Linked DNA regions of Mus musculus: region 2 is linked to region 1. Evidence: chromatin loops called from intact Hi-C (ENCODE). Cell type or tissue: left cerebral cortex. All regions are shown on one strand. Links, peaks and the distances in the headings refer to the core of each region. The heading gives the core; the rest is flanking DNA.

Region 1 (16,331 bases), core at 4,879-8,878:
CATTTCTCATTCCCTGTCACCGTTGCCCCTTTTCTATGCCGCTATTAATAACGGCACTTAACCCCATCCATTTACATTCCTCATTTAGCCCATTTCCCTACTCTCGCAGTAGAGTGGGAGCTCCAGCAGGGCAAAGACTTTGTTTTGAACACTGCTATTGTTGCCATCTGGTACATAGTAGGTGCTCAACAAACAGTGAATAAATGATTGAAGGGATGCACTGGCTTGGGCTACCCAAGGTGAGTCTGTTCTTAACTTTTTTGTGGTAGACTGTAGACATCCAACTTTTACTCATGCCTACTGGTATTGATTTCTTCCAAAAAGGAAGAATGGCTGTCATGTCTTCAGATCTTCAGGTGGGGAAGCCTTTGTCGCTCCCGGGATTGTGGTTACATGACGCTTTGTCAACCTTAGCCTGCTGTGTGTTATCTAAGTGTTAGCAACTGTGGGGCACTGGCCCTTCCTCAAAAAACACCCTCTGCACTAGTGTACCTGCTTTGAAATGAGGAGGATTGGAGCCACTTCCTTCAGGCTCAAGGGCAGGGTGTCTGGGAGCCATGTCCCCTGCCATCATGCTGATGAAGCCTGTCAAATTCAGATGAGAAATGCAGATGTCAATTCCTAGAACACTGCAGTTGTGTCAAGGATGTTTTAATGACACAAATACTACAACTATATTCTTAGCAATGTTGGTGCTGTTGCAGCGCTGGATGGAACCCAGTACCTTGTGTGTGGTAGGCAATCACTCTGCCACCGAGCCGCATCCCTAGCCCATGAATACACTGTTATTGTGAACAAAATCAGTTTGGCTGCTGTAAAAATCCTCTCCGTGTCAACCGTGCTCCCCAGAAGTAGCCACTGTTCTCCACATGGAGTGCTCCCCTTCTTAGGGATCTTCATCTCCGTACATAGCTTGGTTTTACATGGAAACTTAAAACCATTTAGTGCACCGAACACAGTAGTTGTCTGCAGCTTGCTTTTCTCACTTAATAATGTCTTGGAAACCTCTGTGTGAGGGGCGTCTACCTCACCGTTCTCTTGATTAAACTTCATATTTTCATCATTGCAGAATGACTTGCCATTTCAAAAAGAATACAGGTGCTCTGCCCCCAGCTTTTCTCTATGCTCAGAAATCCAGAACAGCACACAAGCAGGATGCTGACACTGGCCCAAGAACAAGCATTTCCCCCTGCCAAGCCATGCTTACCCAATGCCTACTTAACCCTTAGCAATCATGCTTTAAAAAGATTTACACTTGTGTGTCTGTGCACGCTAAGTGCCTGAAAAGCCGTGGTGTGGAAGTCAGAGGACAACTTGCTAATTCTCTTCTTTCCACGATGAGGGGCTGAGGACGGAGCTCAGATTATCAGACTTAGTGGCAAGCACTGAGCCATTTCACAGCCCCACCATTTCTTTGTCTTATTTCATTGACCAGACTTATTGTACACTATATTATAGTATGTAAGGATATTTTCATGCAAATATATGCTGTACGTTGAACACATTGTCCCATACCCCTTCCCCTGCCTGTCTGCACCACCTTCATATTAGTACTCTTTGTGACAGTTTCGCTTCTACTTCCATGTCCTATACATGATTTTATGTATCGATATAAAATCTAGGAATCACAAGTGAGAGCAAAGATATGGCATTTGTCGGTCCAAGACTGACTTAATTTGCTTAACATGGGCATCTCCCCTTGCATTTATTTTCCTGCATATAGTTTAACAACTTTGTTCCATTTCTTGAATTAGGTCATTTCAACAAAATTAAATAAAAACTACAATCAATCATCATGTCACCTTTAGGGATTTCTTTTCATCACCCCATTATCTAGGGCAGTGATTCTCAGCCTATGGGTTACGACCCCTCTGGGGTATATCCTGCGTATCAACTATTTACATTATGATTCATAAGAGTAACAAAATCACAGTTATAAAGTAGCAACAAAAATAATTTTATGAGCCTGGCAGTGGTGGTGCACGCCTTTAATCCCAGTACTTGGGAGGCAGAGGCAGGCGGATTTCTGAGTTCGAGGCCAGCCTGGTCTACAGAGTGAGTTCCAGGACAGCCAGGACTGCACAGAGAAACCCTGTCTTGAAAAAAATAAATAATTTTATAGTTGGGGGCTGTCACCACAACATGAGGAACTAACTGTATTACAGGGTCCCAGCAGTAGGAAGATTGAGAAGTACTGCTCTAGAGTCATTGTCACGTGTGATGACCCTGTTTGTTTATTTGTTTGTTCAACAGTCCTCCTTTGTTTTGCCAAGTGCTTTTCCGTGGTCTTGATGCATCAAAGAATGTTTATCCATTCCGGCATTGGAGGGTATCTGTAGTGTTTCCTAGGTTTGGCTTTTATGAATAACACTGCTATGGGCATTTACCTAGCAGCTTTTTAGTGGACGTAAACTTTAATTTCTCTGGGACACATGCCTAAGAGTGCAGTTCCTAGATCATATGGTACTTGAATTTAGTTTTTAAAGAATCTGCCAAACTGCTTTCTGGAGCATTCTACCATTTTACATTCCCACCAGCAACGTAGGAGGGATCCAATTTCTAGACACTCTCATCAGCGTTGGGTGTTCTCATGGTTTAGTAAAATGTTAGACATCCAGATAGGTGTGCTCGTGTCTCCCTGTGGCTTTAATTTGCATTTCCCTGTGGTTACTGATATTGAACATCTTCCCATGGGCTGAAGTGACAACTATGTCTCCTCTTCGGTAAATGTCTATTTATGTCTTTAGCTCATTTTCTGCTTGGGTTGTTTGCATTTTTAACTGCTAAGTTTTCAGAATTTTTAATACATTCCAGATTCAAGTGCTTTGTTAGACAATATGTTTTGCAGATATTTCTCCTAGCATTTAACTTTTTAAAAATTCCTCTAAATGGGGTCTTCCACAGGGTGAAAGTGTTAACCCTGATAAAGAACAATTATTCATCTTTTTTGTGAATTCTTTTGAGCCACAGTCTCAGAATGTAACCCATGCAGGCCCTGAATTCAACGTTCCTTCTATCTCAGCCTCTTGTTGGCAAGAATGACAGGCCTGGGCCCCAATTTCCTGATATGAACAAGTTTTGATGATCAGATACGTGGTCTGGGTTATATGCCCAGCTGTAGATTTGAGTTTGAATTTCTCTTCTTTTCCTAATTTTCAGATTTTTAAAAAAGTTTATTATAGCCGGGTGTGGTGGCACATGCCTTTAATCCCAGCACTTGGGAGACAGAGGCAGGCAGATTTCTGATTTCGAGGCCAGCCTGGTCTACAGAGTGAGTTCCAGGACAGCCAGGGCTACACAGGGAAACCCTGTCTCGAAAAACCAAAAAAAAAAAATTTATTATGGGTGTTAGACATGATCATATGACTCTTTCTTCTTTAATATGCTAACAATGAACTAAATCTTTTGTGTAGAATTACTGTAAAATTCTCTGCACAGTTGGGGGAATTTATCAATACAACCACTGAACCTGGATATTTCTGTTTTGAGTTTTAAACTTTAAATTTGCTTCTCTCATTTTTTATTTTTATTTTTTTAAAGCTCAGATACAATTTTATTATAGCTTAAAATGAAAACCCAAAGTCAGGCAAGTGGCAGACCTCAGAAGCTTCCCAGAAGAGAATGAAGGGGAGAAAGGGGTGCAACTTCAGTTAAATGCACACGGAGATTACCTTATGATAGCAGACAGCTACATGGTGGGACAGGGGCTCTATAGAAAGAGAAAAGAAGCCCATTGTGTTAGGAAAAGCATAGATAGAACAGAAGTAAAAAGAAGCAAAGTCATACTTTCCTGAGCAATTCAGAAAAGCAGACTAGCTTAGGAAGTAGTGTGGCTATGCTCTATAAGAGACTGCAGTAGGGAAATCTGGGAAGGAAAAATACCATATTGCATTAAAGGGATAATTATTCCTCCTGTTTCTTTAGCATAGTATAAGGTCATCCTGCCTTCTGGGGAGTGGTCTTGCCTTCCTGAGGGATGGTCGCTTGGCCAGGTGATTGACCCAGCCAACTGGAATGTGAGGTCCCCATTCAGGCTAAAGATCTATTCTCTTGATCAGAAGGAGTTTCCTTTAATGAGGTCTTTCTCGCTACTCTAATGATACCCCTGCCCCCATGAAGAAAGAGGCAATCCTAAAATCATTAGGAGGTAGGCAGAAAATAGTGCACAGAACCCATTTACACCATGAAAACTTAGTTCTTGTTCCAAAACTGTCCACCAGAAGGGGCCGATGACACTGGAAGAACTCAGTGCAGAGATTTTCAAGTCTATTCGTCTATCCCTAATACAGTAGAGTTGGAAGTCTATACTCTTTTTTTAAAGCCTCGTTCACTTTATCCCAGTTATCAGTGTGCAGTTCCCACTGCACTCTAAATGCCTACTGCTATGTCCATACCACAATCCATTAAGTACTCTGGATTTAATACTTTGTATAGGGAATTGTCTTTCACTTTATTTTCTCTAAAGTGTTTTTTTTAGCATTCTCTTTGCATGCTTCCTGGCTTTAGAATGAGTTTGTTGAATCCAATGAATAATTTCTGTGGCAATTTAGCTGGAATAGTAGTGAGCTTATAGACTGCTTTAAGGAGACCAGACATTTTTTTTCCTCCTTCGTGCAATGTTTTTCTCCTTTACAAAGACCACCAAAGCCTGCAAGAAAGGGAGCCAGGGCTAAAGAACACATAGAACTCACCTCCCTGACTTACGCCCTCCCCTTATTTGTGTCTGTTTGTGAAGGCCTGAACTTCAGACTCCTGAAGTTAAATATTTATTTTAAATCTTTAACAGGCCGTGAACGCTTAGTCTGTTTTTCAGTAGTACCCACGAATAGAGACAATACCTTCTTTTCCTGATCACAAAGAAAAAGAAGATGTAGTCACGTGCATACCTAGTTAAACACTGTCAGGAAATGGTGGGGTGGTGCCTTTCTAGGTAGAGCTCAGGCTGACAGAAAGTCATGGTGGGTGGGGTGGGTGGGAATACCAGTGGATGCAGAAGCATGAAAGGTTACTCATGTCTAACTTTTTTTCTGTGGCTCTAGAGCACCATGTCCGTTCGGTGGTGCTACTAGCCACAGGTACCCACATGGAAACCAAATGGACCTCGATGCTTGGCTCAGGCTGGAGCTGTCTGAATGATTCATCAGGCTCTCTCAGGGTCAAACCTTAGGTCTACAAAGACCTTCAGCATCACGGGGAAGCAGTCGTTAGCTACAGCTTTCCACACTTTCCTCAAAGGGAACAGTAGGACCTGGATTAGGGTTTCTTTGGCTTCCACAAATGCTGTCTGGGCAAGCAGTGCTGTGCCTACCTATGTTCCATTCAGCCCAGAGGATAGGCCGTGCCCTCACAAATCTGGATTCTCTTCTGCATGTTTATTGTCTCCAAAGCAGAGGTGGGACCTTAGCTGCAGGCTGTGATCTGTGTTTCTTACAGTCTAAGGAAACAAGCAATATATTACTAATAAAGAAAATAAAACAGGCAGTGGCAAACACCAGAGGCGGGTGCAAAGGCGATGTGGACTTTAACTGCATAACTTTTTGATCTACTAGTAAATCCTTCTTAACCCCAGAGCCATGTCCATGTCATGCACTTGATTCAACTGCACATCCTGCCAAGGTTCCAGGGTCATCTTAGTTGCCTCTCTCTCTCCCATCTGTTCCAATTTCTGGTGCACATTCCTAACTCACAGCTCCTGCTCCTATTCCCATGCTTAGGTCTTGTTTTGCTTTGCTTTAGAAACAGTCTCACTATTATTCTTAACTATGTTGCTCTGGCTGTCCTATAACTCACTTTGTAGACCAGGTTGGTCTCAAACTCAAGGAGATCTGCCTGCCTCTGCCTCCCAAGTGCATGTGTCACTATGCCCAGCTCTGTGTCCCGCTCCTTAACTCAAAGCATTTCACACACTCAAGCCCCACACCTGTCTGCCTTTCTCATTAGGAGCTATTTTACAGCTTTTAATTTTGAAATGGTAAATGTTTGCTATAATGCTTGAATTTCAAAGTCCTTTATGACATCATCGTTTAACTGACCCTTCCTGAGTGTGTCTGGTGTGTGTGAGTGGAGGAGGGGTGCAATTTGATGCTGTGGAAAGCCCATCTCACCTGAACTTTGGAGTCACACATAACTGAGTCATATAGCCCCTCCCCTATTCTTTAGCGGTTTGTTCCCTGCCTTCGCCCCCATCTTCCCCTGGTCCTCAGTCTCTATCCCCATCAGAAGTTGTAATGAATCGACGCGAGGTTCTGGTGTGTGTGTGGGGGGGGGGGTGAATAATGCTGGGGTTCATACAGGACTGGGGCCCAGGAGGGCAGAGCAGGCCAAGTGTGCCCCGGCTGGTTTGCGTGAGCAGAGCAGCTCTGTGCAGCTCCGCGCGTCACCAGGCGCGTGCGGAGGCGGCAAGAGCGGCGGGCGGTGAGTCATGGTCCCCGCGCACCTCCGGAACTGGAGGCTGCTTGGCGCAGCACAGCCCCCGCCTAGCTCCCTGCTCCTCCCCGCTCCTGGGGCGGACGGGCGGCATGAAAGCCTGATGCCGGGCGGCAGAGGGCGCTGCTGTGCAGCTGCTGGCAAGCCAAACAAAAAAGGCTGGAGCTGCCTCTGGCTGGGAGGGATGAACAGCAGCCCAGAGGCGGGGCGAATGGGGGAATGAATGCCAGGGCAGCCTTGCTGTTTTTAAGAGAAAGGAAGTGTACTTCAGAATGATTCATCCCTGCACAGAGTGATGGGGCAGTGGATCCCCCTACCCACCGAAGGAGAATGCCTTTCTTGCTTAGCCTAAGCTGTCTAAAGTTAGCAGCATTATCCATTCCTTAGAGAGGGTCCCTGATAGAGCGGGTTACCTCTTTTCAAAATGGATCTGCCCAAGGGACTTAGCCTGCAACCTTCTTTCCTCTGATGATTGCCACTTGAGGAAAGTGGCCTAAGATTTGAGCTGACAGTAATGCAGGGCAAGAGAACGTGCTCTACTTATCGGTGACCAACGTCCCACTGTCGTCGTGTTTTTTTTTGTCTTGAAATTGCTCTGTGTGTGTGTCCTTGAGCTTTTGCTCAGGGTAGAACCCAGAGCCTTGTGCATAATAGATAAGTGCTATTCAACTGAGCAACATCCCCAAACCCAAACTTAAGCACCATCATTCATTCATTCATTCACTGTGAACATCTTCACAATGTTTGAAAGCCAGTCACAGTGCAGAGAAGGAAGAGAACCAAATGTTAAAACAATGATCCTTAGCAGAAAACAGCTTATGCTTGACCCGGGACACCTAAGTAAATACATGCAAGAGCTTCATGCTGCACCTTGGAACTGAGTTGTTTTGGTCGCTGATGCATTCTGGGAGCACACAACAGTTACTGACACACAATAGACACTCATTTGTCCAGGGAATGCTAGAGACGTTCAGGAGAGTACATGGGACCCAGAAGAGTCCAGGATGAAGATGTTAGCCAGATGGAGATTAAGACAGAGAGAAAAGAGCCTTGGCAAAATAGAGGTCTCCATCCTCACCTCCCTGTGCCTCCCTTCCCTCATTCAAGGAGAAAAGCAGAGACCTGGCTCTGAATCTAAATGTGCTTCCAGAAATGAGCCCAAGTGTATAGGTTAGGGCCTGGCCAGAGCTTCTGACCTCTGACTTAGCTCGGCTTCAGATTACAAACTTGCCTATTTTCCGTGCTCCTCTCCCCCCCCACCCCCTCACTCTGTCTTCCCTCAAACTCCCCTAGAATAAATTATCTATGACATGAAAGTCTGTACTTGTGTTTTGTCATGAGGTTTATTTTTTGTATTAATTGTATTTCAAAATAAAGGCTTTGTTGTTTACAGATCTTTATACTAGCACAATTTTGCTGTAGGAAAACAAGTCAACACTTTTGTACTAAGAATAAAATAAAAATCCAGCCATAGTTTCACCGTCCAAAGTAGTGCTTGGCGTTTGGAATGCTTCCATTACAATTCACACACACTGGCACTCATCCAGTTAGAACTGGTACAGACTGAATCTTATGTTCCTAAGAAAAACATGAGCTTGGACAGTGGTCTCTTGCCCTCTATCAATAACTCTGATGGCAAGACGTTTTGGCTGAGAATCCCAAACTTGATTCTTTAAGCAGCTGAGGCTCCTCAGTGTAAGTCCTTGGGAAAGTTCAGAGAGCTTTCTCTGAGCCAGTGCTGTTTCCACACCATGGTATGGATGCCTCCCTAAGTCTATTTCAGAGGGCCACAGGAAAGAAGTGCTGAACTCCTTGCTGGGAGGGAAAGGTGGAGAAGGGACCTATTGCCCCACTTGTCCAAGGGAGAATCCCTAAAGCAAGTCCATAACCCTGGGTAACTTTTTGGGAAGCTGATTTTCTCAGCTTCTTTAACGCTTCAATATAAGTATGGGAACTCTTTTCTGTCTTTAGTCCTTGCCTTTCAAAGACACACACACACACACACACACACAGTCCCTGCTTTCAGTGTAACACGTCTTCATATCGAAGGAGCTTAGGTGAATAGTCTAGAGTCAGACAAGGGGTCAGAGATAGATTTGAGACTGGAACATCCTTTCAGACAGTTAAGCTAAAGTGCTCTTAGGTGATTCCTCTATTCAGAAGCTTTTGAGACACCCTCCTCCCTGTAGACTGGAATGGATGATGCTGAGTCTGACAATCAAGGTCCTCCATGGCCTCTTGATTCAGCTCAGCTCTTCTTCCCAGACTGACTTTTCGCTTCCCAGGATCCTCTTCTTCACTCTCTTTCACCATGCTTTAGAGTTCGCTTGTCAGGGTGCCCGAGCTCTCTGAGTTTCTGGGAGATAGGGTGAGAAAGGACTCACTCCATTTCTCAGGCTGGCCTTGAACTTAAGATGTCTATTATGGCTAACATTGATTTTGAAGTTGACAAGATCTGGAATCAGACATTCCTTCCGTCACATTTAGCATCCTCAGTTTCTAGAAACATTGAGTCAAATGAATCCCCCACTTCTTTTGATTATGGGACACTGGGTCCTCAATGCTGCCTCAGATCACCCCAACTCAATGGTCTGTGGCAGCTCACACACAACTGCTTTTTGCACCAACAAAGTCCAACCTGGCTCACTGCTCACTCCATGACCTCCTTTCAGATTGTGTCTTTATAAGCAAGATCTAGGCTCCTGGGAGGGGACAGGACTTAGTCTTAGTCCCCTCTTTATCCTTCACAACTCAAACATCTCACTTTGTCCTTCCTCCACCCTCTCATGGCTTTTCTTTCTTTTTTCTTTTCTATTTTTAAAGGGTTATTTAGTTAATTAGCTTTTCTTTAGGCAGGTCTCATTGTAGCCAGGTAACTATGCTGCCAAGGATGACCTTGAACTCCGAGTCTCCTGCTTCCACCTCCCAAGCTCAGGATTACAGGTGTGCACCACCACTCCCAGCCTTCATTTCTTTTTGGAAATCCAAATGTCCTCTCCCTGCCAGGCATGGGATGGCGGGAAGGCCAAGAGCTCTAGATGGTTCTGATCGACAGGGCACTTCAAGAATGTGAGACCAGAAAATTGATTTTGGGCCCCGGCCAGTAAAAATATTTGTAAAAATGGTTGGCAATTAGGTGGGGCCCACCCATTCCTAGAGCAGATAAGGAGGAGGTGTGTGGTGCTGAGGCTGACTTGAAGAGTCCTGGGGACCAGTGAGAAAGCGAAGGAGCATTGTTCGCATTTTCCAAATGAGCACATAGAAAGGGAAGTCGTGATTATGTAGCTGTTGAAAACAGCATTTCCACTCGTTACCTGAAACAATAGGCGCTGGGAGTGTAGCTCTGAGAGGCGGTGATGTCATGGGAATAGCATGAAACAAGCTGCTTGCAGACCATGACTCTTTGACCTGGGGTTTGGTCCCAGCTCTACCTCTGTTCTTGCTCACTGTTAAACCTCGCTGGGCTATTTCCTTGGCTTAGACTTGGTTTCTTCCTCTCTGATATGGCAAGGTAGGCAGAAGGGTGGTATGTGAGCAGCTTGAACTGTCTGCTTCTTCTAACGCCCTGGGCATTTGAGGTATGTGACAGAGAAAAGCCCAGATCAGGGAAGTACTCTTGGAAGGCAAGACACAGACAAGGTGGCTAGAGAGGTGACAAAGCCTGGTGGCTAGAGAGGTGACAGGGCCTGATCCAGGGTAGGGCCGGTGGTTTGATGACTGTGAAGCTGACATGTTCTGACAGGAACTGACTGAAAAGGTTCTAATAGGAACTGGCAGGAGAAGGGGAGGGGGTGACAAGAAGGATGGAGATTTCATTTGCCTCTGGAGCCCAAGTGAAAGTAATCTCGAGTCCCAGGTTTAGCTCTGCCTGCACATTAAGAGGTTTCAAGCATGTCCTCGCCTCCCTTGGGATCTCAGTGGCCACATGTGTCCAGTGACACCACCCAAGTCATAGACCACCACAACAAGTTGCAAGGGCTTCAGGTTCCAAATTACCTACTAGTTTGCAGGAAATGTCTGAACTCTGTTTGTTTGTCCTGGCTTTTGATTGTTTGTTTCATTTTGTTTTTGAGTTAGGATTCTCTATGGTGCCAAGGTCCTCAAAGTTCTAAAGCTTACATGGGAAGCCTAGGGCCACGGTAGACGTTGTACTGAGAGCCACTGGGGAAGAATAGTGAGGGGAAGCCACAAGTGATGCTAGCAGAAGCAGACTTGGGGACATTCAGAGGTTACACCTAAGGGTGGGCAGTCCCTGAAAAAGAGCTTGCTTCCAGACCCGTCAAAACTTGGCCTATGCAGTATTGAAAAAGCAACCTTTAAAGATCCCAGGTCCCCAAACAATACAGATTGGAGAGCAGTGTGCCTGCAAACCCAAGGCCTCGTGCATGCCAGGCAAGCGCTGATGGGCCCACAGCTTGAACCCTATATTGAAAAAGTTCTTCTTGCACACAAGAACTCAGCTGGAGGTGGGGCTTTGGGTTTGGATAAATGAACTCTATGCCCTGTATCCATCCAAGCCATTTTTTCAGGTAACAGTAGTAAGAGCTGACACCTGATAAAGGTCTCCAGCGACATAATTAGGGAACGAAACACATCATCTGTATTCATCAACTCATTTCACTCTTACAGCAATGCACACTTTACAGATGAGATGGACACAGAGGGGCCGAGGACGGTGTCCAGATCACACAGCTGACGAGTACGAGGACAGGCAAAGCTATCTCCGGAACAGTAAAGTGTGTCGCTATTCGCAGCACCTGTAACTGTCACCAGTAGAATTACAGCTATTTTCAGATCACATTATGGCTGTTGCAGGTATCTCAAAAATCGTTTGTACTCATCACTGTGCACTTTGAAATTATGGCAGTCATTAGAGCCTTTGCTGAATCGTGATATATTGAATATATTAATCAAGCAGCACGCATGACTACATTGTAAATCGTGCTTCAGGAGCTGGCCATCAGTTTCCTTTCTGATCCTAGGTCATTTGCTTACTGCACTGAAAAGCATTTTTCCTCAGAAAGGGTCGATAAGCAGTGCCAGATTGCCAAGGCTGTGTATGGCATGACTGGGCAGACTCTGCTGCTAGATAACTGGGTGCTGGAGGCTCAGAGGTACCACACTGAGCACTCCTCCAGGTCCCTCTCCTACACGACCACTTTTCCCAAACCAGTAATGACAACCACTAGGGCACCTGGGCTGGCTGGAGTCATGAGCAACCAGTGGCCATGCTGGGATGGAGACCTAGGTCTGTCTAAGTTCAGTCTCTGCCCACCGTGGCTTGGCCTTCTCTGGAAATGTAGTGTCCGCCCTCCAGTACAGTTCCCGCAACCACAAATGACCTACTTCAGAAAGGAGATACCTGATGTGTCAGTAGATCACACCACCTTTGTAGCTCTCCAGTGCATCTCCATAGCTGGCATTTAGAGCAAGGTCCTTTCCTGGTAGGAGGGGAGCCTTAAAAGCGGGCCAGCAGGGGTGTGTAGCCCAATGGCTGCCAGCCTGCCGCACACTTGAGTCCACATCCCAACATTGCCTGTGTACACTTAGGCCCATGTTAGAGATTCGGGCTTCCATTTCCTTAGCTATTCAGTGAGGACAAGAATGATCTCTCCTGGCCGGGCGTGGTGGCGCACACCTTTAATCCCAGCACTTGGGAGGCAGAGGCAGGCAGATTTCTGAGTTCGAGGCCAGCCTGGTCTACAGAGTGAGTTCCAGGACAGCCAGGGCTACACAGAAAAACCCTGTCTCAGGAAAAAAAAATCTCTCCTTGTGTGGCTCTGAAGAACCTGAGAGACAATCGCAGACCTCCCGCTGGACCTGCTCCAGACTATAGTGTATACAGAGCCACTGTCTATGTCCTCACAGAGACTGATGCACGGAGGGAGCCTGAGGCATCTGGAAGACCTTTGGGAGATACTGGCCCTTCCTCATAGCTGTTAACAGGACTCCCCTGCTCTGGTTTCCCTGATGTGTTCAACAGCAGACACCCTTAGCCTCCTGCTTTACACCTCTGCCTGCAAGTCAGAATCAGCTAAGGAGCTATTTTGTTTCTTTTGTCTCTACTGTCTTCCTTTGAGACACTATCTTAGCACAGGCTGGCCTTGAACTCTGGATCCTCCTTCCTCAGCCTCCTATAGTGCTGGGACTACAGACATAAGCCACTACACCTGTTTGCCGAAGAAGCTTTCTTTGAAAATGGCCTGGACCTCGCCTCCAAATCATGGAATTAGACTTGGGGTAGGGAGTAAGAAGAAATTGTTTCTAAAACTTCTTAGAGGAATCTTAAGTGGAGATATGTGAGAGTCATGGACTCGAAAGGAACCAGGCGGGATGTTGCTTTAGGGGACAAGGAATGGAGTGGGGAATTTGGAGCCCATGCCCTGGTACTGCAGACAAGATGAGAAGGAACAGAAGTGTGGGTGTGAAGGGAAGCTGTGTGTATGCTTTAGGGAGGAGGAGGGGGACCTGGAGCCCACAATCAGAAAGAGCTGGACCCCAAGCCAGGCCAGACCAGGGATCTCACTCACTAATTTTCTGTCAGAAGAAAATGGGACATTTTAAGTCAAGAGACAGACGACACTGTGTTTGTAGCCTCCTCCAGGTGGCAGATATGAGGAATGTTAACACATAGTGAGGAGCATTCAGCCCTGTACCCCCAAGTCCACCCACCTGCTCCCTCATACACTCACATCAGACACCACCTTTAGCCCAACTAAGCAGAAAGCCCCCTGTGCATCAGTGAACATAAGATGACCAAAGCAGGGCCGCACATGGAGGCAAATGCCAGGCTGCTAAGGGAATGTTTGCTACCCTTTGCTCTGGCAGAAGATTGCATTAACCTGGAAACTGGACAGGGTGGGCTGATGGTTAGCTTTCAGTATAATCAGAAAGGAAAGTGGTCAAGAGGAGAGAGGCATGCATGCAGTGACATGGGGACAAATGATAGAGCCAGACCTTCTGGCCCAGTGATCTTTGCTCCACCCCCTTTCCTGGTCCCCAACTTTCAGCTTTGGTCCCTAATCTGCCTGTGCTGGGAAAAGTGAACAGATTCCTGCTACAGCCCCGTGGCTCTAACTGGCCCTGCAAGGGAGGTTTGAGTCAGCCTCCAGCTCAGAGCATGGATCAAAAGCCAAGGCACAGAGCATTTTAGGTTTCAGACCTGTGTGCCCTCCACTACTGTTTGCTTTAGAGCATCTTTTGCCAGGTGAGAGTTGTCTGGCTCCCCACCCCTACAGGGAGACTATGACTTTAAGAGAGGAGTCAGAACCATGGGGATCGGTTTCAAGCAGCCCTCAAAAGGCAAATCTGGATTGAGTTTAGGAAGAAAAAAGAAGGGGTTAGCTTTGGTCCTGCCTCCTTTCCCTTCTCGAAAGCTTGCCCCTCCTCCAGCCTACGCCTGGAAATTCACTTCTTTTGGCCTGGAGGTTAGGAGCCTACCAGCAACCTTGTCCTCTCACCTGGTCCCTCCCCTAGTTCCAGAGCACACCATCTGGAGGACTGCCGAGCTAGTGGCTGCAATGAGTAGGTATGTGTCTGAAATTTCAACTTTCACTTTGTCAAAGCTGTCTGGGGAGAGGTGGGAAGGGTTCCAGGGCCTCCGAGACCCTTGGCTATAGGTGGGAAGAAGATGAGTGGACTTTGCTGACTCCACCAGCATCTGTGTGTTCAGGCATCCGTAGGCCGATAGGAAAGCTTCATCCTGCAGCCTGGCCCATTTCCACCTTAAGTTACTTACCAAACCCATAATACGTGGGAGCTTGGCAGTGTAGAGAGCTTTGAGCTCTGTGCAGCAAGAACACTCAGAAGGTAGATTTGGCTTTTGTTATTATTGCATACAAGGACTCACTATACAGTCCAGGCTAGTCTGTAACTCACCATCCATCCTCCTGCCTTCTGAGTGCTCAGATTGCAGACCTAGACTACCATGCCCTGCAGAGGGATTTGTTTTTATGTAAGATGTTGAAGTCCCTGGAAGATCAGCTTAGCTCTCTAGGTTGAAGTCATGAAGCTCGGCATCTTTCCCCTACCCCAGTGCAGCCTTGAGCACAGTGGGAGCAAGGTGGGCAGGTCCTGCCTTTGGTCTTAATGCCTATTTCCTGGTCACTGGTCCTGGAGCAAGCTTCTGGCTCTAAGAGTTCAGCCTTGTATGTCAAACCTTAGAGATCTGCCATCCTTTTGCCAGGCCTTTTCATGTGTGTGTGTGGGGGGGTCCTAGCACACACTCTCTCTCTCTCTTTCTCTCTCTCCCTCTCTCTCTCTCTCTCTCTCTCTCACACACACACACACACACACACACACACACACACACCACTACCACTACCACCCCTCTATGACACAACAAAGTTCTCTACAACCAAATGACCACTTAAGAATCAGCATTCTCAGCTGCACCACTCTCTGGGCACTCTTGGGCAGCCATGCTCCCAGCTAGCATGCCTTCTGTCCAAGTGGTACCAACTCAATTCAGTCGCAGGAACCAAGTTCTCAGATGCTCCTGGCAGCTATATATCCTGACAATACTTGGCCCATATAGAATTCTGATGGGCTGTCCAGGGGTCTTGCTTTACCCCTAGTGACCAGAGACACTGGATTGGTACCTTCTATATGGCCGGACTCTGGAGGAACCTGTTGTTCCCAGCAGAGGACTTTGGGAGTCCTCCTTAGTTGCTGAGATACTTACTGTTCAAGAGCCAGGCTCCAGTCTCTTTCAGGAGAGACTGCTGTCAGATGAGATGTACCTGCTTTGGTGCCAACAGCAACAGCATCTATTATGTCCTTATCAGGTCATCTTGGGACACTGGAGGCTACCAATTCTTTTTTTATTCTGAAGCAGGCTGGGTGTACAGGGAAAGGCAGAGTAGGGATGTGGAGAAACAGCCCTCGTAGAAGAATTGGCTGCCATATTGGGGAGTCAGTGTACGCCCAGACACATGAGCAATGGGCACCAACAGGGATCTCAATGTCACTTGGCTACAAGGTTATTTCTGAGCCTGGAAAAGAGTGGGGAATTGTATGTTGCTTGCCAAGGCTAGGGGGTTGCTGTGTTTGATTATCCTTGCATGCCTTCCATCTCACTGTGGCTGTTCATGAGCTCTGGGGATGGGATGTCACTAAGATGAGCCCTCTACTTCCTTCAGGGAAGCCTATGATGCCCACTTCATGGTGGCCTTGGGACTTATCAATCCTTTTCAGAATAAAACAGCATCCCAAGCAAAGGGCTCAGCTGCACAGCAAGAAGATGGGGGCAGGGAAAGTAAGACTTCACATCAGGAAGGTTGGATGTCTGCCTGTGTCCTAGAGATCATTAGAGAAGCTGAGTGTTTTCATAGTTCAGTCAAAATCGTGTGTGTGTGTGCGTCTGTGTGTGTGTGCTGTACTCATTTTGTTGCCTTTTTGTACCCAACTTTGTTTGTTTGAGGAAAGCTAAAGGTTTCATAGACTGTTGTTTTTTCAATGTGGAAAAAGGCACCCCTTCGATGTAAAGCTGAGTAATTCCAGTAAAAGGATCCAAGTGAATGAGGCTTCTGCCCAAGTATGGGAAAATATCCATCCATCTCTCCCCTTAATTAGAAAAATGGCCTTCCAAGTAGTGAGTCATGCTGCCCGCTAGCAAATTGCTCCATCCCTAGCCAGTGTCCCAGGGACAACAGAGGTGAGAGATGGCAGTGGCTATGACACAGAAAAGACATGAGAAGGGACTTGCATCCCTGATGCCAGCAGCTCTGTGGCCTAGTGTTGTCTGCTCCTCTGCCAAAAATAATTCATTTGCCTAGCTGCAGCATCCGGAATGTTGATCCTGTCTGAGTTCACCCGTGCATTCTGCTAAGTGTGGTGTTGCAAGGGGCACGTGGAATCAGCCACAGCTCTTTGCATAATCTGGGCTTTTTTTTTTTTTTTTTGAG
Region 2 (16,331 bases), core at 6,629-10,628, 77 kb after region 1:
ACCACAGAGATCTGGCCAGGGCCCCTGGGGCTGTAGTCCTGGGGAAGCAGTAAAAAGGATATAGCAGTAGTTTGGAGGATAGACTGGCAAGACCTGAGGGGGAATCCATAATCCCAATTACTGGAGAGGAGGCAGGAGGGTCACAAATACTGAACCAGTCAGGGCCACAGAGAGAGTTCAAGTCCAGCCTGGACCATTTAACAAGACCCCGACTCAGACATAACAAGTTGAAAATGGCCAGGGATGTAGCTCAGTGATAGAGCACTTGGCTACCATGTATGGCATGAGGAGGCAGTGATGGTCAACGCCATTACCAAAATCACCTCTCCCACAATAACAAAGCCATGTGGTAACAGGGCCTTGAAACCCTGGGTATGCTATTCCAGTCCCTGTGCTTAGAGGACATAGAGACAAGAAAGTCACAAGGAGTTTCTGGTATAATTGGGGCAGAAAATATTTAAAGGGACTATTGAGAGCAATGTGCAAAGTGTTCCCCCTGTGATGTGTACCAAAAGACCAGGCTGTCTTAACACTTTGTTCTTGCTTCTCTCCTGGAGCCCTTATTATCTGGGTCTTCCCATAAAGCATGATTATTGGCCTCAATCTAAACAGGTGAAAAATGAGATCCAGAGATTTGCTTCAGTCTTCCCTGCAGGTCAGATCTCCCCAACCCCCAACCCCCGGCTGGGACGCCTCCAGCACAGTGTGCTGTCACAGCCTGTGCCCTCTCCCCAGCACCACCTGCCCCCTCAAAGACACATGCAGCCCTCTGCAGTTTGCAAAGTGCTTATTACATATATTTTATCTTGACACAAGCCTGCAAGATAGCAAAATAACGGTGTCAGAAGAAAGCAGATTTCTACCTTTGTTTCCTTAACCTGCCTGATACGCAGTTCAGAAATAGATATATTCCCATCGTATTTCTGTCAGAGACATTCTTCTTTATTCTGCTTTTCTTTTGCCTGCACGTTCTTAACCACCTGTGAAATTCTTCCATTGCATTCATCTGTTCTTCCATATCTTGCCTCAAAAGTGAGAAAATTGTCATCAAAATCAAGTTACTTCCTTTTAAGCTGTGAGTGGAGAAATAGAGGTTTCATAATTTTTCAGCCTTTTCCAAAAGCAGATGTTCTCGGTTTGAAACATGAAAAATATATGAGATGGAGACTACATCTGGTTTTATGTGTGATTAGGACTCTGTGAGAGCTTTCTTTCTTTTTTTTTCTTAAATAATTTTTTTTACATTTTTTTATTTGACAAGTGTTGGGGATGCCATGATGTGCATGTGATAGACAGAGGGCAGATTGTGGGTGTCTCTTCTCTCCTTCCATTGTGCGGGCTCTAAGAACCAAACTCAGGTCATCAAGCTTGCTTGCAAGTGCCTTTTCTCACTGAACCATCTCACCTGCCCAAGACAGCTTTCTTGTTGAACAAGTGGTACTACACTTAGAGGCCACCAAAAAGCTCATGTTTGAGGAGCTGGGGCTCCCTCAGTTTTTTCCTCAGCACCCCTTGCCTGTGCTTTCTTTCCTTTTGCAGCCGGCTTCCTCTTCAGACCCCAGGCCAAATCTATTTCTTTCTCTTCATTCCCTGTCGAAAAGATTCCTCAGATGTTCTGTCTTCTCCCATCAAATGCCAGTGAGCACACATTTTGAGATTAAAAATAAGAGAGAAAATTCATCCATCTCTTCCAGTGGGTTTTATTGTAGTGGACCTGGTCTCAGGGTTTATGTAAAGCAAAGCTTTCCTCTAGGGTTTTCATAGCAGACAACCACACTAGCAGCAATTCTGTGTTTACAGGAGAAAAGTCTTCATACATTCTCAGCAGAAACAAATGCACACATTCTGTGGCACTGCCTGATTTTCACATGACTTCATTTCCCATCACTGTCACAGGACCCTAATTTAAATTTCCTTTCTCTTTGGAATTACCAAAATACTCTGCTGGCCTCTCAGTTAAGCAGGGTGGAGGGTTCATTTCCTTCACTTCCTTGTAGGGAGCAGGCAGTAAGTAATAGGAGCCAAGGTGGAGATCAAGGGTCAGCGTTTGGTTTTAAAGATTAGCAAAGTCAACCAATGATCCTTATCACAGTGTAATTTTCAAAGAGTTAAGACGTGAACTCATTCAAAAATTTATTGAGGTCAGATGTCGAAGATTTGTTTAACTTACTAATGAAGGAACCAGCATCATGGTAAAGCTGGTTTGAAAAGCTACATAAGGGCTGGGGAGATGATGCAGTGGGTAAGGTACTTATCATGCAAGTGTGAGGACTTGAGTTCGAATCCCCAGCACACACATAAATGCCTGGTAGGTGTAGCAGCCTATCTGGAATCCCCAGAGCAAGCTGACTAGCTAAACTAGAAAAATTGTTAAGCTCTAGGTTCAGGAAGAGACTCTGCCTCAATAGGAAAAGTGCAGGGAGATCAAAGAAGACTCCTAACTTCAACCTCTGGCTTCCACACACATGCATACACATATGAACGTAGCCCCACACACATACACATGCAAAAAAAGAGAGAGAATGAGAAATACATGAGAGTTAAACATAGAATTACCTCAAAAAGAGACTGGCATGATGGTTCAGTGGTTAAGAGCATTTGATGTTCTTGCAGAAAATCAATTCCCCAACACCCACACCACGGCTTACAGCCATCTGTAACTCCAGTTCCAGGGGATCCAATTGCTCTTCTGGCCTCTCTGGGCCCTGCACACAAGTGGTGCACAGATATACACGCAGGCAAAACACCCATATATTTAATTTTTTTTCAAGAATTATCTCAAAAAGTTCATAATTACCATGCAACCTAAAAGTTCTTCTTACAGCATACTCCAAGGAACTGAAAACACTTGAACAGATATCTGTACATGAATGTTCATGGCAGTAGTATTCATAATGGAAAGTTTAAACTAACCCAGATGGTTATCAATTGGTGAAGAGAGAAATAAAATACTGTACTCAATGTAGGAAATGGACTATTTGACCACAAAATGAAGTTCAAATACATGCTATGATTAAGTCCTGACATGACCCTAACTGAACGAAGCAAGACACAAAGAACAAATTTTGTGTAATCCCATTTACATGAAGTATCTTGAATAGGCAAATTCATAGGGGTAGAAAGTAGATTAGAAATTACCAGAGCCTAGGAGAAGGTAAGCAATGGGAAAGCAAAAGAGTAATGGGAAATTACTGCTCCTTTCAAACACAGATGTTTGTTTATTTAGTGTGTGTGTGTGTGTGTGTGTGTGTGTGTGTGTGTGTGTGTGCTTAAACATGTACGTACATGCATGCGTGTGTGTGTGTGTGTGTGTAAGTCAGGGAACAACTTGAGGGCTCAGTTCTCTCCTTCCTTTACTGTGGGTTCCAGGATCAATGGAGGTCATTAGGCTTGGAGCAGGAGCCTTCACCCAGTGGGTAAACTCCCAGACTTGGAAACTATTGCTTGATAGATATGTAGTTTTCATCTGAGATGATGAAAAATTAGGTATGGATAGTACTGGCCACTTTACAGCATTGTGAATTTAATTATGACATTGGCTTCTTAGAAATACTTTTAAAGGGTGGGTGGCTAAAGAGATGATGGCTCATCAGTTAAGAGAACATACTGCTCTTGCAGAGGACCTGAGGTGATTCCCAGCTCCAGAGGGATATGACACCTCTGGCCTCCATGGACACCTGCACTCATATGCACGGACACACATACAGAGCCCACATGATGGTTCACAACTACACATAAATCCAGATCCAAGGGATCCGATATGTCCTCTGATTGCTTAAGGTACCAAGTATACATGTGGAACACATACATACATGCAGGCAAAGCATTCACACAAGAAGGAGGAGGAGGAGGAGGAGGAGGAGGAGGAGGAGAGGAGGAGGAGGAGGAAGGATACATCTAATAAAAAATTTTAAAAGAACTAGAATATAGCTAAGTGGTGGAAGTCATGCCTAGCACCTCAACACAAAATATTTTTAGAAATAGATATGATAGTCTTGAAAAGAAAATTGAAGTACGATTAAAATGGTTGTTCTACAAGATAATATAAGTATAATTTTGAGGGACTACTTTTCCTGCTGAACAGAATTAATTTTAACTGTGATCAGACAAAAAATCATTTGCAGCTTATCACTCTCCCACAAGTTAACTCCTAGCTTCAGAGTCTGGGCCTTAAGCAATAATACCTAATCATCTAGTGTTCTTTGGTGTTCTCACCTTTAGCTGAAGGTTGTTCGGTGATCTTGTGTTGTTGGGCTTTACATGGTGTTTACTCCTTTCTTTTCCTTCCTTCCTCCCTCCCTCCCCCTTCCCTCCCCCCTCCTTTCTTCCTTTTTTTCAGATAGTCTTTCCCATATTCCAGGCTAGCCTCCTACTTTATAAGTAGCCAAGGATGATCCTGAAATTCAGATCTTTTGACCTCCACCTGCACAGTGCTGGACTGACAGGCATACATTATACCACCACATTCAGTTTATGCTAAGGATCCAACCCAGGGCTTCCTGCATACTAGGCCAGCACTCTTCCAACCAAGCTACATGCCCAGCTTATATTGTTTTTATTAATACCGCAAAGAATGCATGACAAAAAGCAATCCCCATATAAGTTTTCATGAAAAAGCCTTCACTTTAACTTCAAGGCCTGACTCTCATGAGTATTAGCATCTTGGTGACATCTTCTGGTACCACATTTCAGACCCACTTGAGTCCATTCTGAACATGACTGTCAGGCTGATGTGCTCCTTTTGATGTACCACCCCCAACTCATTCCTGATCCACTGCACATTTTCTAGGACATCTTACAGAAGCATCTGGAATCTGGCTAAAGCTTGGAAGAGTGTTCCTTCCCGTTGGTTCCAGCTAGAAAGCATCTCTCCACTCCTGACTAGCCTGTCCTTGCCTGCATACCTTTGAGCTTACAGATATTTTCACTGAATGTTGGTCTTATAGCCTCCCTGGCCCATGGCAATGTCTCCTGAATTGCCGTCATCCATGTACATTTGTACCATTTTCTCTCTTTCCTTTCTTCCTTCCTTCCTTCCTTCTTTCCTTTCTTTCTTTCTTTCTTTCTTTCTTTCTTTCTTTCTTTCTTTCTTTCTTTCTTTCCTTCCTTCCTTCCTTCCTTCCTTCCTTCCTTCCTTCCTTCCTTTTATCTTTCTTTTTTTTTTTGGCTTTTGTGTATTTGTTTTTGTATTTGCTTTGGGCTTTTGTTTTTTCTTGAGACAATGTTTTGCTGTCAGTTAGCCCTGACTGCTCTAGAGCTCACTCTGTAGACCAAGCTGGCCTTGGACATACCCACCCCCGCCCTAACTTCCCTGGTGTGGAGTCATACCCCACGTGCCATCAGCTCAGCTCATCAGTGCTATGTTCTAACTTCAAAAACACCTCTCTTTTTAAAAAAAAATGTTTCTAACTTCTCAAAAGTAAAGTCAATGTGCTAAAGAAAAAGTTCATTAGAGTACCAAGCCATGTCCTGCTTGATTCTGTCCTTTAAAATTGTTGTTCTTTGACAACTTCAGACGTGTTGTAGATACTGTGTTGTGAGCATTCACTCTTCATTGCCCTCTCTCATTCCTGAAGAAAATGCCAGCCCCCTTTTGCAGTACCCCATTAACTGCCCACAGACCCTCAGTGAGAAGTGGGGCTTCATGAACCCCATCCCTATATCAAAACATGGTGCCTTTGGCTTCACATGAAGATGGTGGCAGCCTCCTAGTGCTCAGCTTCAGGACAGTCTTCTTATACACTTCATCAGAGCATCGATGGCAACTAGCTCAGGTGCTCTGCAAGGACAGTATACACTCTTAACTGCTGAGCCATCTCTCCAGCCCCAATTGTCTTCCATGTTGGAAGTGTGTGATTCAGGCACTGGCTTTGTTTGTTTTACTGGTAAATTAAGGACATTAACCTTTAGTCATATGCATTGTTTGTGACCATTTTCTCATGCTTTTTGTTTTGTCCCTTTACTGTTGGTTACCTCCTTTGCCATGCAGATTCTTCTGCATTGTACATAATTCCACTAACCATATTTTTTTGAGATTTCATCTATTTTTTTATATGCATCGTTGTTTTGACTGCATTTATGTCTGTGCATTGCCTGTGTGCAGCATCAGCAGAGGCCAGAAGAGGGCATTGGATTCCTCTGGGACTGGAGTTACAGATAGATGTTAGCTGCCATGCATTTTCTGTGCCTGACTGAGTATTTTGCCTGCCTGTATGTATGTATGTATGTATGTATGTATGTATATGCACCACATGCATGCCTGGTGTTCATGGAGGTCATAAGAGGGCATATGATCCCCTAGAACTGGCATTATAGACAGTAGCAAACTTCAATGCTGAGAATTGAACTCAGGTCCAATGCAGAAGCAACAAGTGCTCTTAACTGCTGAGCCATCTCTCCAGTCCTGCTTATGAGTCTTGAGCTAAGTTTGGACTTCCCAAATCAATACACAGCCAGGCTCCCCAAACAGTTCTATTTAGTGATGTTTCAAAAGTAAAAGGAAAGCCTTTGTTTCTGCTAGTTGTTTAGCATGGAGACAAGGCAAGGCATCTCCTCTGTTTGCCAGTGTTCTTGAGTTTTGCGAGTGTCACCCTCATACTGGAGCCTGCCTGCCCATTGCGGGAGCTTTAAGTATGTTAAGGCAAATATGAAAGGTGTGTGGGGCAAATATTCGCTCTAACCTTAGATGTGGTCATACCTTTTTCTGTGAGTTTACCACTGTGGTATGGCATAGCGAAGCTCTCCCTCTAAGCTTTCGACACCTCGCAGATGTAGAGCTCTTGGCCTGGTACCTATCTGTCATTAGCGAGATTTTCTCCAACTAAGGCAAAGACGTGTACAACTTACCTCCATGCTATCTGGCTCTGTAGTAGAAGTAGAATTATTTCTTCTGCCCAGGAGAATAGGATGGGTAGATGAGAAAGCCTTCTTAGTCCTCCTTCTTCTAAAGCCTGTGACATTCTACGAGGTAGGTCATTCACTGATTGTTTCTTTGCCCCAACACTGTTTGATGGATACAGGGTAACAACAAAGTCACCCTATTCCTAGTAGTGAGCAGTGAGCATCCTTGTGCATTTATCTGTGCAACATGCAAGTATTCTCTTAGTATAACTTTATGCAGGTGTAGCTAGTAGGTCATGGACAATTAACATTGGCTAAGCACCAAAATATTGCCCTCAAAAAGGGCCTGGGGGGTATAGCTTGGTGATAGATACTTGCCTACCATGCACAGGCCCTGAGTTCCATCATCAGAGTGATAAAATAAAAGCTACACTCTCACACTTTCCCTCAGCTATTGTGTTCCCACTTATTCATGCTACAACTTTCACATGAATGAACCATGTCAAATACATTATGAATATTCATAATGGCATGGTATGGTTTCTTGCTTGTTTTGTTTTGAGACAGGGTTTCCTTATATATCCCAGACTGCTCATGAATTCAAAGCAATCCGTCTGCTTTAGCTTCTTAAGTGCTGAGGTTACAAGTGTGCACCACCACGCCCAGCTATGACAACATGGTTATTTTTGTATGTGTGAAATGTAGGTATATATCTGTGCGTGTGTAGGTATGTGTGCATATTGCACACATGCATATGGAGGCTAGAGGTTGATGGTCGGTGTCCTCCCCTATTGCTCTCTATTTTGTCTTTTGAGACATGATCTTTCACTGAGCCTACAGTTCACCACTTGTCTAGTCCTTCCCATCTCCACACCACCTCCCTTCAGCACTGGAAATGCCGACATGCTACCATGCCTGGCTTTTTACAACAGTCCTTTGAAACCAAACGCAGGTCCCTTTGCTTGTATAGCAGGCACATTACTCACTAAGTCATCTTCCCCAGTTGCCAGTATTATTTTCTGGAGAGAGGGGCAGCTGGGGAGAGAGAGAAAGTAAGTGAAGAATAATAAATAAAATTGTATGCTCCAACAGTAGAATACTACATAGCACCAGTTTGCCTGGAAAATACTACCTATATCAGCATGGATGTCTCTCACAAACATACCATGAAGCAAAGAGAGCAAATTGCAAAAAGGTTATGTACAATTCGATGTGGATCAGAATGTACAAAGCAATATGAAATAGCTTATGATTTGTGAGCGCATACACAGCACCTTTTTAAGTATGCATGTATACTTAAGACACAGACATCCAGTTCGGGACAGCACTTCCTCTGCAGTTGCGGAGGTACTGAAGCTTCAGCTGGGGCAAATATGGGAAAATGAATTTGTTTCTAATGGTACTTTGGCATAGCTTGAAATAGCTCAGCATCTAAAATGAGAGGAAAAGAAAAGCAAGGCAGAAGTTGTTTCTTTTTTTTTTTCCTTGAATAGGAAATTGAGGTGCAAGTTCTTGGATATCTGGTACCTTGGAGAGGTAGATAATCTTCACAGGAGGAGGCTCACTCTGACTCACTGGAAGTCTGCTTTCCCCAGACACTGGACTAAACCCTTGGGATGGATCATTTGAATGATATAATTGTTGCCTTCCAAGCCCACAAGGATGGTGACTCCTGAGTTTTGTGACTGTCACCCTGTGTGCCCATTGGGGGAACTCTGAGTAGTACATTGAGCCAAATAAGAAGGGCGCTTGAGGCAAGTGTTTGATCCAGCCTTAGATGTGGCCACACCTTTTTCTGTGAGTTTACCACTGCTTCAGGACCCAGTGAAACAGGAGCAGTGCAACACTTACTAGGACTAGAATTTTGCCATGGTGCCTGCCTCTTGAAAGCAGTGTTGCCTCATTAAATGACACAACTGACACAGTGGAGTCATCCGGCCTTATCAGTACCACTCGATCTAAAACAGAAACCAGGATGGGTGGGGAAGGCTGTCTCTCAGTGCTTGGCCCCCGTTGCCATGGGCCCTGTTGCCATGGTTCCCAAGCAGTTTCACTTATGATTTCCCTCAACCGCTTGCTTATGGCAGCCATCAGCAAGCAGGACCTAGAAAGTCGCTCATGCAGACCAGGAAGAAAGCTGATAACAGAAAAGACAAGTGAGGAAGGGAAGTAATTAAGCAAACACAAACACATGGGAAGAGGAGGCGGAAGGAATTTGGTGTGAGGCCCAGAAACAGTTTGGTTTTTATGATATTTTTTTTCTTTGAGATGTAATGAACTGGAGAGGCTGGGTCAGAATTTGCTGAGAAGTCCCCATTATGTAGCTACCATGTGACACAGGTACAGCAACTCCATGACCTGGATTTCCAAAAAAAAAAAAAAAAAAAAAAAAAAAAGTCCTAGTTTTAAGAATTCTATTCTTTGTCAGACTAAGGATCCTGATTTTTTGATTCAAGAAATAAGGTCACTGTAGTTACAGTGGCTCTCTAAGTCATCCAGGAAAGCCTGATTTAGAATCCCTCCCCTGGCTGGTTGGCAGGGAGTCCCCACAGGACCTGCCTCTGGGCCCTAAAGGCCTGAGTGAAGTGGCCTCTTATTCAGCCAAGAAATATCAAAGTGCTTCGACTCCACGCCGCTTTCTTCAGCTCTGTAGTTCTCCAAGGAGACAGAGCCAGAATGGCAGTGTTGTGACCCTGTCAGAGCTGCATTTCAATGCGAGCTGCATTAACTCAATGAACGCAGTGCTGGGCGCCTTGCTTTCCTCGCCTGGAAGATGAGGACAAATAAGGGCCGTGGCAGGGTTATTCTGAGAATCAGCTAGGTGTTTGCTACCTTTAGAGTGCAGTGAGAACGTTAGCTGCTACCATTCACTCTGTGGAACTGGGCTTGTGTGGCTCACAGCTGTAATCCCTGTACCCAGGTGGCTGAGGCAGGAGGATTGCCAAGAGTTCAAGTCTAGGCTAGGCTCCATAGTGAGTTCCAGGTCAGTATGAGCTGCAGAGTGAGACCTTGCCTCAGAAAGAAAAGAAAAGGAAAGGAAAGGAAAGGAAAGGAAAGGAAAGGAAAGGAAAGGAAAGGAAAGGAAAGGAAAGGAAAGGAAAGGAAAGGAAATCCACTCCTTCATTCAACAGATAAATGTGTCCTCTATACCAGCCATGAAGCCGAACCTAGGGACATGAGGGTGAGCAAAAATCAGACATGATCCTTGCTAGCATGACGGTTTCAAATCAGAGGGGTAGGCAGACTTTGGTCAAAGATTACCTCATGCAAAGTCCAAGCAGAAGATAAATATGGCAGACAAATTCTTTTTCTTTACTTTTGGAGACAGTGTCTCACCATGTATAGCCATGGCTGGCCTGAAACTCTATATGGACCAGGCTGGACTTGAATTCATTAGAGATCCTCTTGCCTCTGCCTATAGAGTTGCTAGGATTAAAGATGTGCACTACCATGGTCAGCCTGGATTCTTTTATTTGTGTTGATTTTATTATTGATGTTTAGGTTAGCATACAAAGAAACTGGTTCATTGTGACATCCTCATATATGTGTCATTGTGCTTTTTTTTCTCAGTCATTCCCTTCCCCAGCCCCCCTCCCCAGCCCCTCTCCCCACCCCCACCCCCGCCATGTCTCCTGCCTATCTCTGCCTGGTTCCCTAAACTGACTGCTTGTTCTGGGGGCGTGGCTCAGTGGAAGAATATTTGTCTAGTATGAAAATTGTGTTCAGTTCCTCTAAACAAACAGATGATTGTGGCTGCTGGGTGGAATCCAGAAGAACAGAGTGTTTGGGGGACTTCTGCCCAGTGTGGCAATTTACACTAAGTGTGTGAAATGATCAGCTATGTGTAGATTTTAGAAATGGAATCAATGGAACTGACTGAGGGGATTGATTGTGGGGTGAGGAACACACAGTAGGTATTTTGACTGACTGTATATGCATGACTTAGATCACTTCGAGTAGCAGCCAGTCCCAAAGCTGCTGAGGGGACACTGGTTAAGATCCCATGTCCCTCATATAGAGTAGCATGATGCTAGTCCTTCAGTCCAGAAATCAGTTGCTAGACTTCATCGTCAATGACCATTTAGCATTTTTAAAATATGCCTTTGTGAAGAATAATAAAGCCAGATATGCATTGGCTTTGCATTTGATGCGGATTTCCCTTTAAAGGTAAATCCTTCACTTCCAAGGTTTGAATGGAATATTACTTTAAAAATAGCATAGTTTTCATTAAGGGAGGCTGTGGAAAACATTCCTTAGTCTACAATCTCCTGGTGGGGCAGTATATGTTCTTTGAATTGGATTCCTTTCAAACCTTTAGCCCAGGAGCTTTTGTTCTGAGAGGCCAGGAGACAAGAGGGTCTGAAAGACGAAGGGATGCTAAGGGCCAAGGACAAACTTGAGTCTCATAACTGCAGGTAAGCATGCATTTGAGTTCCTATGGGGACTTCATGCAAATGATTTATTGTCATATTTTGCAAGCTTTTGCTCCTCGCTGCATTAGCTCCTTAAACCTTTCTTTTAAGCAGAGCAGGCGTGGGGTTCAAATAGGCACCCAAGGCCCCTCTTTATGTGAGACTGTTTCATGTGCACTGAGAAGGAGCTCCATAAAGAATGTGCTATTTTTCCCACACCACTTGTCCCCGCACTCATCAGCAGGGCTTGCCTTTCTCAATCTGTGCAGGCCCACCCTTCAGAAGCCATTATCTGCTGACAATTGGTGGGGCTCTCTTGTCTTTTCTCCTTCTCTCAATTAAACTCTAAGGACTGCGATTCCCATCTGCCTCAGAGCAAACAGATCTCTTGTTACACCCACTTCCCAGAAACTGGAGAGCTTGTCTCCTTTCTCCAACCTCTATAGTTCTCCTTTTCAGAATGCTTGGCCCTTTTAGCTATTTTCAACTGCAGGTGGCAATTAAATTGGTTTCCCAAAGTTGGACCAAGCCATCTCACCCCCTACATTTACCCCATCCCTGGTGACCCTTGAACCAGAAAAGAAAAAAAATCATTTTGTGGGCTGCTATTTTCCTCTCCCTAAGCAGGCCTATGTAAATATACAGGTGATGTAATCACTCGGCACGATGCTTTTTCTCTAGATGAGACTTGCTGTCCACTTTACATAACGGCTGGTGGTGGTACCAACAAGGGCATGGAGACCTGCCTCCACCCTTTTAACATAGAGGTCAGCCCGCTTGAGAGGAGCCAAGGGCCAACAAAAAAGGGAATGGCTCTTCCATTCACAGAGCCTTGTGGGTTTCAAAAATGGAAGAGGAGAACAAAAGGGACAGAAAAATGAAGAGTAAGAAAAGGGAAAATAAGAGGGATATTTACAAATAGAGACAGTGGTGAAAATAGAAAGTGGTTTGTTTTTCCTTTACTAGTCTGATTACAGGAAGTATTCTAGTACATTATTTTAATGTATGGAATAGGAATCTATTTTATCTACTTTTGTTCTTGTGGTTTCCATTGGGAAAATCTCACATTTGTTAACATTGCAAATAGTACTGAAAGATCTCAAAGGGGAAGGGCAGGTCACAGTCCTGTCTCCACCTGCACCCCCACCCCCACCCAGCACTCTCAAGTTCTCCACATACTCCCTGGAGGCCAGCAATGGGAACAATAACTCCTGTGTCATTACAGACTTGTTCCCTACGTACTTAAGCCTGTGTGTGCTTCACATGTACAATTGAAGACAGCACTGATCATTCTGGCCCTTGCTTGTTTGTTGTTGTTTAAGGTGTTATTTGGAATTGAGACAGCATCTTGCTATGCAGCCAAAGCTGAGTTTTGTGCCCTGTCTGCTTCAGCTTCTAGAGAGGTGGGATTGCAGAAGTACACTGCCACGCCCCCCATTTGCCCCTCCCCTACTCTGTGGCGCTACAGACTGAACCTAAGGCCTCACATGCACTAGGCAAGCTCTGGGCACTCTACTGCTAAGGTGTATGTATCCCCAGCCCTCTAGTTTTCTGAGACAGGATCTCATTGAATTACCCAACTGATCTTGAACTCACTCTATAGCTCAGGCTAGCCTTGAATTTTTTGATCCTCTTCAGTTTTCTGAGTAGCCAAGATTATAGACATACTCCACCATGCCCTGTACTTGCTCTCCCTCACCCCACCCCACCTCAAGCCCTGCTTTTTAATTTACCATTGACTCTAATGTTTTCCCACTTCCTCTTTGTCTGTCCTAGGGACCCAGGGCTGTGCATGTGCTAGGAAAGTGCTCTGCCACTGAGCTATAACCCCATCCCTCATCTGTGTGGATGCAGTATGACGTACGGAACCATTGCCATCCATGAAGACTTACTTAAAATAGAAGATCCAGCAGCATTCCAACCAAGAGAAATGTTATGTGAACTATAATAACAAGTCACATAAGGATTTTTGGATTTTCCAGTCATACTCAAATATTACACGTACAGATCTGAAATGCCACCTTTATTCTTATATACAGGAGCTTGTTTTAGAGTATCTATTTTGTTCCATTCATCTCTTTAGCAGTTTGGCAGTAGTAGCCTCCATTTCCAGTAGTCACATTTCAAAATTAAAAGAGGCCTAGAGCCACAACTTAGCAGTGCAGCGTTTGACTGACATGTGTGAAGTCGGGTTCTACCCCCAGCACCCCAAAAAAGGAAAAGAGGTGATAATAATTTAATGACATATTTTATTTAATCCAATATATAACAAAATAAGACCATATACAATGCACATTAAAATTATTAAAGCATTGTCTATTGTTGGATTTTGAAACTAGTGTAGATTTTACAATCCCAACCCGTTTCAAATGCTTACGAGTCCCATGTGGCTGGTGGCAGTGGCAGGTGGACAGTGGAGGTTGAGCAGGCATGGAAATCTAAAATGTCACCTGAGCTGTGAGCCTCTGTGGTTGGTAGGAGTGGATAAGGAAGTTAGATGCTGTGACCTCTCTAGCCTTGAGTGGTGAGCAAAGGCACCAAAGACCCAAAAGGTCTTCCTCTTTTCCATGCGCTCCAGTTCTGCTAGCCAGAAATGAAGAAAGAGCCTGCTACTCAGGGCTCTCCTGAGGCTCAGCACCAGCTTCCTTCTGTCCACCCTCAGAGGCAGCTCTTCTTACAAGTTTCGTTGTATTTAAGACCCAGTGCCCATTTCCTTTTCTTTTTTTTCAAAAGCTGAATTGTGTGGCAAGAGGGCTTTGAGGAAAGCCCTAGCTCTGAGGTCAGGGAGGGTGTGGTGGGAGGAACCCACATTGTGGCTTACTCAACTGTGAGATCTTAACTGGGGTGGCCCACAGCTACTGTGGTCCTGCGCAGCAGTGGTGACAGCCATGGCAGCACAGTCTGGAGCTTGGAATGGTGAGCAAGGGAACAGTGACTGACTGTAAGGGGATTGGAGCTTGGGGTTTGGTACCTCATGGGTGCTGGCCATGTGGAAGGAGACAGACATCTGTAGAGCCCAGGTGATGAGACATCCAGCTTTGGCCCAGTCTGAATACACTGGGCCAGTTTAGGGAAGCACTTGGACTCCATAGTAGCTTTGAGGACTGCCCCCAACCCTGAGGTTGACAGGATGCTGAGAAATGGGATTATCCCTTCCAGGGCCACATACTTTTCCTGGGCAAAGGTGGTGGCTCAGTGCCAACTGCTTGATTTCCAAGCCAGTCCTCCTCCCTTGCCTGCTCTTCCTAACTGGCCAGCTACCAAAACAGAGCCTGGGGCTAGCCAAGGTTCAGAGCAGCTTTGCTGCAGGAGAAAAGGATTTATTCCTGTGGTAGCCTGGGAGGGAGCTCTTGGTCACCAGCACTGCCTGCAGTGTCCCCATCACCTCCAAAGTGCATGGTGGGGCGCCAGCATTCCTCTTTCATCCCGAACACTCCTGTGGCCAGCCCAGCAGCCAGAAACTCTCAATGGTATCAGACTCCTGAAGGGCCAGGCAGCAAGCTAGCTTCTTTCTGCCTGATCACACAAGCTGTAACCTCCCAACAAACCAAGCAAGGCTAGTAAAACAGGGTGATTTTATGGCAACTTAAAATGCTGGCTAGCATGATGACTTTCTGGCTCCCAACACCCTGCCCCTTTACCGGCTGGCCAAGATCCAAATGTCCATAGCACAAAGATTCGTGGAGAGTCGGGCACGTCTATGGGAACTACCCAGTAGTTGCTCCAGATGAATGAATGCATCTATGGATATGGACACATTCTTTCATGGTATCACATGGTCTGGGTATTGTTTTGTTTGTACATCTTACTCTAAAAGTCCCCAAATTTAAACTTGTCACTTTGTCACTTTGAACATCATGTATAGACACCTGGGTACCCACTGATCTCCTCCACTAAGAAAAGGTCCCAAAGTAAAACCAACTCGGGACTCTTGAGGGTAAGCTCAGAAAACAGTCTCCTGGCCCTGTCTCTCCCCACATCATTGCTTTGAGGCTGTTCCAAGCTGGAGCATCCTACCTTAAAATTACAAGTCTTAAGCCTGATGACTCTTACATATCTTTAGTCAAAAGATTTTTCATCTCCACTCTGTAAAATGGGGCTAAGAACACCCTGGAGTGCAGCAAGAAACAAATAAGAACATGTAATAGATTGAACCCTATGAAATTGCCCTAAGCAATTTTCCGCGGTTCCATATAATATTTTAAAAGTGCTTTATAAAAGAGAAAATGTGGCTGAAGAGATGGCTCAGTGATTGCTCTTCCAGAGAGATCCTGAGTTTAAAATTCCCAGCAACCATGTGGTAGCTCACAACCATCTTTAATGGGATCTGATGCCTTCTTCTGGTGTCTGAAGACAGCTACAGTGTACACACATTTTAAAAAAAAGTAAATAAATTTATAAAAAGGAGCAAACACTAAAGAAATAGTCCTAAATAAATATTTTTATTCTTAAGAGATAACAATTAAGATGTCACAGAATATTGCTTTTGAAGCCACTAGTCCTTTCTTTTATGAGCATTATGGGCCATGAAGTGGCAGAAGCCACTTCTCCACCAACAGGAAGTTGTGGGCGTTTTCTGGAACACTTGAGCTTAGGAAGAGGGGAATCAGGTATTTTTTAAGAGATCAGACTGGTTCGTGGAAAGCAGAGGAGATGAGCAGAAGGCTGACTCCTGATCATTCCTGCCTATCGATAATATTTTCATAAAAGCATCCTCTTGCTCCAGGTAGGAGTGGTCCCTCCCTGCCTCCAGTCGCAATTAAGAGGCTGTTGAAGATAGGCTTTCTTTTCCATGGGACAGAACCAGAAAGGTCCCAAGTACCAGAGACTTAGAAGAAACTGAAAGTGGACACCCACCAACCTTGCCCTTCACAATAGTGACCATGAGGCATAGGCAGAGCCTCTTGTCTTTGTGTAGTCCTGACAAAACTTGCCTTTGAACTCCAGTGTGTGAAGCGAGGGAAAAAGCCCCCTCACCAACTGTGAGAAATACAGTGGCAATGCAAGCTGTAATGCAAGCGGGGCCTGGGAAAAAATCAATTGATTCTGCATCAGGTGCCAGCACCCAGACCACCAAGG

What was found. A loop is a pair of places that touch in the nucleus more often than their neighbours do. Peaks named below come from ENCODE experiments on the same cell type or tissue, not always from the same donor. Only the 100,000 strongest peaks of a DNase experiment are listed, where the experiment ranks them.
Region 2: it touches region 1 in a loop (5-fold over the local background); 1 of 42 quality-filtered maps calls a loop at or near these places.

The regions. Positions count from the first base shown.
Region 1 is chrX:101,947,874-101,964,204 of GRCm38, forward strand. All of the region lies in intron 1 of Nhsl2 (NHS-like 2), which reads left to right. Among named protein-coding and RNA genes, the nearest start is that of Gm25828, 43 kb to the left of the region's middle. In left cerebral cortex, for the core only: a CTCF peak has its summit at 6,545 (motif pointing right); DNase peaks (open chromatin) are centred at 6,495 and 8,011; H3K4me3 peaks cover 233 bases; H3K27ac peaks cover 960 bases.
Region 2 is chrX:102,023,184-102,039,514 of GRCm38, forward strand. The region is part of intron 1 of Nhsl2 (NHS-like 2); the gene reads left to right. Among named protein-coding and RNA genes, the nearest start is that of Rtl5, 40 kb to the right of the region's middle. In left cerebral cortex, for the core only: no CTCF peak of the experiment used is centred there; DNase peaks (open chromatin) are centred at 7,654, 8,821 and 9,468.